Regions from separate parts of the Homo sapiens genome. Here region 2 is linked to region 1. A link is an interaction called in ENCODE POLR2A ChIA-PET data of the cell type or tissue named here. Cell type or tissue: HepG2. All regions are shown on one strand.

Region 1 (4,000 bases):
TCTGAATCTCTGTTGCTTGGCCTAGTGCAGCGTGTGGCATGAAGGAAGTGCCCAATAAACACATGCTGAATATCTACTGCTTGTCCGCAAATAAGAATTAAGTGCCTGGAAACCCAAACAGGGGCAGAAAAGCCACTTCCTGCCCAGAAATTGCTCTGTGATTAATTTCATTGTTCATCTAGAACTAACACCATCTTGAAATACCGATGTTTGCATTAGTTTGCCAGGGCTTCCATAACAAGGTACCACACAGTGGGTGCTTAAACAATAGGAGTTTCTTCTCTCATAGTTCCAGAGGCTGCAAGTCCCAACTCAAAGTGCTGCCAGGGCTGGCTTCTTCTAAGACCACTCTTTTTAGCTTGAGGATGGCCTTCTGCTCCCTGTGCCCCACATACATCTCCCTCCTTGCAGGTCTGTCCAAATCTCTTCTTACAAGGACACCAGAGATCAGATTAGGGCTTACCCCAGTGAACTCATTTTAACTTAATTACCTCTTTAAAGACCCTGTCTCAAAAAACAGTCACATTCTGAGACACTGGGGGTTAGGGATTCAACATACACATTTTGGGGGAATAGAACTCAGTCCGTAATAATGTTGAACACATCTGACGTTTAGGGGTCAAAAAGAAAAATCAGAAGAACTTTCCTGAATCCAGTTATCATTCATCCCCAAAGGCTCGATCTGTTACCCTTTCTCCGGATTATTTTGAATGCTTTACTGCATGACTAGACCTATGTCAGTTGCTATCAGAGAGTGTTGCTTCCTTCCATGTTAATGCAAGCCCCTCAGCAAGATTGGATCTCTAAAATGCCTTCAGCCAGCTTAGTACAATGCCGAAAAGCTCTAGAAGTTACTTTATGTATTTGTTTGACTGACTACAGAAAAACACCCATCTCAGCAACTCATAAAGCAGAAGGAGAGGCATTAGGGGTAGTGTTGTCAGCAGGGCCAGGGGGCAGTGCATAAAGCCCTTTTATCAGTCAAATTCTGTGCTTCAGAGAACCTAGGTCGGTCCAAAGCACATTTTTCTAATTCATTCATGTCTGTGTGCGTGTACACGCGTGCGCACACCAGAAATCATTATAATATTTTTAAAGTGTGTCTACAAGGCTGTGATCTTTGGAGACTTTCAAAAATGAAAACAATCACAGGGTGCAGACATTGCCTGACAGGCAGGGGACTGAAAGCAAAATTAAATAATGAACAGGCCAAGGGCACTGGGGGCAGGAATCTGAAGTAGAAGCCTTCAGAGCAAGCACTTTGATAAAGAAAAGAAAGGCTACCGAAGGAAAAGCAATTAATGGGGAAGGGGCTGGTACTAAAATGAGCCCAGGGAAAGCTGCTGGGGACAGGAGGGAGGGCAGGGTGCACTGGAGAGTGGTGGGGTGGTGGTGGGGGAACCAACGTGCTCGCCAGGCCGTCATTAGCCCAGAATTATCAGGCACCTGAAACAACAAGGTCAAGAATGTGACCTGAACGATAGATGAAATATTTGTTTAGGAAGCCACATGCTGGGAGAAAGACTCAAAGAGTTAAACTGGGGTGCTTACCTTTTCTGATTGTAGAATTAAACAACAACAAAAATACAAGCAAAGCCTATAGATTCATTTTATTAATGTCCTGAAGAAAACTGATCAGATACTGAGTGTGGGGAGACAGCAGGCTCTGTCTGATCTCTCAGTGTAGGGACCAGAAGGGCAGGGGGAGGAACGCGGGCATAGACTGGGCCTCAGCCCCTCCCCAGCAGGGCCAGCAGCCTCGCCAACCAGGGCATCCGGATTCCAGGCCTCCTGGACAAAGGGCCCTTCCCCCCTTGTCAGCCTTCCTGTTCCCTGGGATTGTGTGGCCCAACCCTTTGATCAAACTAGGGTATTATGTCTACAGACAACTGCTTTAAATATCAAGGTTTCAGGGCTGGCTCTTGGGTCCCTCAGCTTCTCCATTAAAAAAAAAAAAAAAAAAAAAAAAGCAAGTATATGCCTGGGCTTTTTAGGATTTCTGTTTTCCACCTTAAAATAACCTGGTCTCTAACAGGGCTTTCCAAAGCTGTCCCAGCCCTTGGAAAATGTCAGAAGATGACCAGGTGGACGCATCATGAACAGAAATCGGCAGCTTAGTGTTTCTGCTGGTTGTGGCCTAAATGCTCTTTTACAATGGAAGGAGAATCTACTCGTGGCCAATGTGAATTTCGAAAAAGTTGTACTTGAAGTAACGGACTGGGAGCCAGGATTCTAGGGTTCCAGACCTGGTTCTGCAGCACACTCTGAGTCTTTTAGTCATTTAGTCTCTCTGGATTAGAGTTTTCCCTTTTTACACAAAAAGGGATGTTTTTGGATGTTTAAACTTGCCAAGCTCTGATGCCAGATTTAAAAATCCTACAATTCTTTCACTGCTATGTATTCCCTAAAAAGAACGTTCTGCCTGACCCTGCAATAACCTAAGTACTATGTATTTCATCAGCTTCAAGAAATAGTTAAATGGAAAGACGAAAATGAAAAACTGTCTCGGATGGTAACACCTTCTCCATAACTCACCAATTTAATAAGGAGCTGGAGTCTAACATGGCCAGATCATAATACCTCTGGGTAACAGTTTTCTGATTTTACTTAGAGAAAATATAATAAAAATGCTATTCTAGATGGATCCATTTCTTTTGCCTCTTGCCCCATAAATCACTTCCCTTTCTAGTCAACAGAAAACCCCTCCCTCACAGTAGTAGCAAGAAAATTGAGGCAGGTGCAAGACAAGAGAAGTAGATCAAGTTGAGATCTATTGAAAATTGCAAAAGATTTGCCATAAAATTGTATTTAACAGAGCAAGAAATTCTGATGTATATCTGAAAGTAGCTTTGCTAAGTTATGATTGCGTTAGCCACATGTGGAAAAGTGCTGAGAATGTCTTATGATTATTATTGGTGACACATTTCCATGTCTTCTATTATCTGAACTCAATGGGATTACTCTTACTAGGTGTACTTATTGAATTTACATAGTGTAGGAGTTCACATTCTGAGGCTTTTCTTCTGGATTGTATGGAAGACGGTTCTGGACATCAGAATCCCAAGGTTTATTTAATTCTTTTTCTGATCTTTGTTTTTACATTTTAAAACATGTTATGAGACCTTATCAATTTCTCAGCACTTCTATTGCCATAATACTTAGGATGAATTAGAGAGCTGCTTTGAGGTTTCTAAGGAGAGCCCTGTCACTGAGTCAGTCTCGACACAAGATCCTCATTTTGGTCCGCAAATCTCAGCCAGAATCAAGACTTCAGTCATTCTCCTGAGACATCCGTTTATGAGGCTGATGTCTAATCTCTGTCTGCTTCCATGCTCAATCTCTTTCTTGAGCCTACCTTATCATACCAAATTTGTTCACCTGGATGTTCTCAGGTATGCTAAATTCAAGTGCTTAAGACTAAATTTGTAATGTTTCCTCCAGAAAGCAACTTCCGTGACACCCTTCATTATATCACTGCTATGGTTTGAATGTCTGTGACCCTCCAAAATTTGAGACCCAATGCAACAGTATCAGGAAATGGGGCCTTTAGGAGGCAGGTTATAGGGGCTCTACCCTCAAGGATGGAATAAGTACCTCATATACCTTCTGCTATATGAGGACACAGCATTTGTCTCCTCCAGAGGACACAGCATTTGAGGTGTCATCTTGGAAGCAAAGACCAGGCTCTCACCAGACACCAAACATGCCAGCACCTTGATCTTGGACTTTCCAGCCTCTAGAACTCTGAGAAATACATCTCCATTGTTTATACATTACTCAATCTAAAGCATTTTGTTACAGCAGCACAAACAGACTAAGATAATCAACAACAATAGTATTTTTCTGGTCACCAGATTTAAACCTCAGCATCATCTCTATATAGTACCTCCCTCTTGCCTGCAGTTTGGTTACTGGGTCATGTCCATTCTTCCTGTGCAGTGTCTTTTTGATCTGTCCTTTCTGGCTGATGCTAGTTGCCATCAATCCCTGATCTTTCAGC
Region 2 (4,000 bases), 70 kb before region 1:
TTATTCTAAAAAATCTAGAAGGAGGGACTCCTCCTTAACTCATTCTGTAAAGCCAGCATTATTCTGATATGAAAACCTGACAAAGACACAACAAAGAAAAGAAAATTTCAGGCCAATATCCCTGATGAACATAGAGGCAAAAATTCTTCAACAAAATACTTGCAAACCAAATCCAACAGCACATCAAAAAGTTAATTGACCATGATCAAGTAGGCTTCATTCCTGGGATGCAAGGTTGGTTTAACATACGTAAATCAATAAAGTTGATTTACTACATACAAGAATTAAATACAAAAACCATATGATCAATGTAATAAATGAAGAAAAGTCTTTTGATAAAATTTGACATTGCTTCATGTTGAAAAAACCCTCAACAAATTAGGCATTGAAGGAACATACCTCAAAATAATAAGAGCCATCTATGACAAATCCATAGCCAACATCATACTGAATGGTGGAACATCATACTGAACGCTGGAAGCATTCCCCTTGAGAACTGGAAGGAGACAAGAATGCCAACTCTTACTATCACTCCTATTTAGCACAGTACTGGAAGTCCTAGCCAGAGCAGTCAGGCAAGAGAAAGAAAGATAAAACATCCAAATAGGAAAAGAAGAAATCAAATTATGTCTCTTTACAGATAACATGATTCCTATACCTAGAAAACCCTAAAGACTCCACCAAAAGGCCTCTAGAACTGATAAATGACTTCAGTAAAGTTCCAGGATACAAAATCAATGTACAAAATTCAGTGCATTTCTATACACCAATAGCATTCAACCTGAGAGCCAAATCAAGAATGCAATTCCATTTACAATAGCCACAAAAAAATACCTGGGAATATATCTAACCAAGGAGGTGAAAGATCTCTACAACAAGAATTACAAAACACTTCTAAGAGAAATCAGACAACAACACAAACAATGAAAAAGCATCCCATGCTCATGAGTAGGAAGAATCAATATTGTTAAAATGGCCATAGTGCCCAAAGGAATTTATGATGTCAATAATATTCTTATCAAGCTACCAATATAATTTTTCACAGAATTAGAAAAAACTATTCTAAAATTCATATGGAATCAAAAAAGAGCCCAAGTAGCCAATGTAATTCTAAGCAGAAAGAGTAAAGCCAGAGGCATCATACTATCTGACTTCAAACTATACTACAAGGTTAGAATAACAAAAACAGCATGGTGATGGCATAAAAACAGACACATAGACCAAAAGAACAGGATAGATAACCCAGAAATAAGGCTGCACACCTACAACCATCTAATCTCTGACAAAGTCAACCAATACAAGCAATGGTGAAAGGACTCCCTCTCTATTCAATAAATGGTGCTGGGGTAGCTGGATAGCCATATGCAGAAAATTGAAACTAGACCCCTGCCTTTTACCGTATATGAAAATTAACTCAAGATGGATTAGAGATCTAAATATAAGACCTAAAACTATAGTAATTCTAGAAAAAACCTTAGGAAACACCATTCTGGACATCAGCCTTGGCAAAGAATTTATGAGTAAGTCCGCAAAATCATTTGCAACATAAATAAAAACTGACAAGTAGGCCTAATTAAACTAAAGAGCTTCTGCACAGCAAAGGAAACTATTAACGGAGTAAACAGACAACCTACAAAATGGTAGAAAATGTTCTCAAACTATGCATCCAACAAAGGTGTAATCCAGAATCTATAAGGAACTTAAACAATTGAACAAGCAAAAAACAAATAACCCTGTTAAAAAATGGGCATAAAACATGAACAGACACTTCTCAAAAGAAGACATACAATCAGGCAACAAACTTGAAAAAATGTTCAACATCACTAATCATTAGAGAAATGCAAATCCAAACCAAAATGAGATACTATCTTACACCAGTCAGAATGGCTGTTATTAAAAAGTCAAATTACAGATATTGCCAGGACTGCAGAGAAAGGTGAACACTTATACACTGTTGGTGGGAATGTAAATTAGTTCATCCACTGTGGAAAGCATTTGGGAGATTTCTCAAAGAACTAAAAACAGAACTCCCATTCCACCCAGCAATCCCATTACTAAGTATACACCCAAAGGAAAACAAATCATTCTACCAAAACGTCATATGCACTTGCATGTTCACCCCAGCACCATTCACACTACCAAAGACGTGGACTCAACCTAGATGCCCATCAGTGATGGACTGGATAAAGAAAATAGTATGTATATACCATGGAATACTATGCAACCATGAAAAAGAACAAAATCATGTCCTTTGTAGCAACACGGATACCCCAGCTGGACACTAACATCATAAGTGAATTAACACGGGAGCAGAAAACCAAATACCACATGTTCTTACATACATATGGGAGCTAAACACTGAATACACATGGACACAAAGATGAAAACAATACACATTGGGGATGACTAGAGGGAGGGTGCGAGTGTTGGAAAACTATCAGATACTATGCTCACTACATGAGTGACAGGATCAAAGAAGACGAAGTCTTCCTGCATCAGGGTGGGCTCTAAATCCAATTACTGGTGTTCCTATAAGACACAAAGAAAGGAATAAGGGAATGTGAGGATGGAGGCAGGGGTTGGAGTGATGCAGCTAAAAGCCAAGGAACACCAAGGATGTCTGGAAGCCACTAGAAGCTGAAACGAGCAGCTTTGGAGGGAGTAGGGCCTGGCCAACACCTCGACTTCAGATTCTAGCCTCCTGAACTACAGGAGAATAAATTTATATTGTTTTAAGGCACACAGTTTGTGGTAATTTGTCATGGCAACTCTGGGAAACTAATCCAATAGCTAAAAAAAAAAAACCCTGGGAGCTGGGTCTTGGATCAAAAAAGATTAATCATTTGTTTTCAAATATCAATTCCTGTCCCCTCTGTTCTCAGGGAATTTTATAACCAGTTTCTTATTTCTGTAGCTGCCAAGAGAGTAGAACAGAGGAGAATCTCTCGTTTTACATTAAAATGTCGTGAGATGCAATGTAAAGTAATGTGATATGATGTAATGTCATATCCTAAAGTCAGGGTTAAATTCCACCTAAATGCTTCTAGTAATGGGAACGATGAAGCTTTATTGAGTGCTTCCTGTGTGAACAGAACTGTATAACTCATCAGCCTTCACAACAACCTTATGATAGGGTAGGTGTTATTATTATTATTATTATTATTATTGGAGATGGAGTCTCGTTCTGTCGCCCAGGCTGGAGTACAGTAGTGTGATCTCTGCTCACTGCAACCTCCGCCTCCTGGGTTCAAGCAATTCTCCTGCCTTGGCCTCCCAAGTAGCTGGGACTACAGGCGCACACCCCATGCCTGGCTAATTTTTTGTATTTTAGTAGAGACGGGGTTTCACTGTGTTGCCCAGGCTTTCTCGATCTCCTGAGCTCAGGCAATCCGCCCGCCTTGGCCTCCCAAAGTGCTAGGATTACAGGCATGAGCCACCGTGCCCAGCTCAGGTCCTATTATTATTACTATTTGACAGACGAGGACACTGAACCTTGTCTCCAAAGGCACATGGCTGGTAAATGGTCAAAGACAGGATTTGACCAAGAAACTGACTCCAGAGCTCGTGCTCCTAACCACTACGTTATCTATATGCCTCGTAAACATGGGAATGCCACGCAAAATGATTCTTTAAAAAACAACAAAAAACTATTCTTTCTGTTTGCTGAAATATAATATGGGCAAGTTAAGATCTGGGGAAAAAATCTCAATTCATAAAGCGGCAGAGCAGACGCATATGCATAGAAAACTATCCACAAGAAAATAAATCAGCAGAAGTATGTCATGTCTTAATTTTTTTAAAAGCAACATTTTTCATTTTTCAACGTTGTGGTGCTGCCACCATTACACACACACAGCCCTCCAAAAAGAATCTTGACCTAAACTTTATAATTTATACAAAAAAGAATTCACAATGAGTCATAGATTTATGCATTCAAATGTAAAATGTAAAACAATACTACTTTTAGAAGGAAACAGGATATAGGAAAGGAATTTTTTTT

Evidence for each region. Peaks named below come from ENCODE experiments on the same cell type or tissue, not always from the same donor. Only the 100,000 strongest peaks of a DNase experiment are listed, where the experiment ranks them.
Region 2: POLR2A ChIA-PET joins it to region 1 with 5 read pairs; 3 of 35 experiments call an interaction of 5 or more read pairs at or near these places.

Annotation. Positions count from the first base shown.
Region 1 is chr4:38,422,988-38,426,987 of GRCh38, forward strand. The region is part of intron 7 of LINC01258 (long intergenic non-protein coding RNA 1258); the gene reads right to left. Among named protein-coding and RNA genes, the nearest start is that of LINC02513, 58 kb to the left of the region's middle. RefSeq lists an enhancer at 1,699-2,231. In HepG2, no CTCF peak of the experiment used is centred here; DNase peaks (open chromatin) are centred at 1,474 and 1,784; H3K4me3 peaks cover 431 bases.
Region 2 is chr4:38,352,839-38,356,838 of GRCh38, forward strand. No RefSeq gene overlaps it. Among named protein-coding and RNA genes, the nearest start is that of LINC02513, 12 kb to the right of the region's middle. In HepG2, no CTCF peak of the experiment used is centred here; no DNase peak of the experiment used is centred here.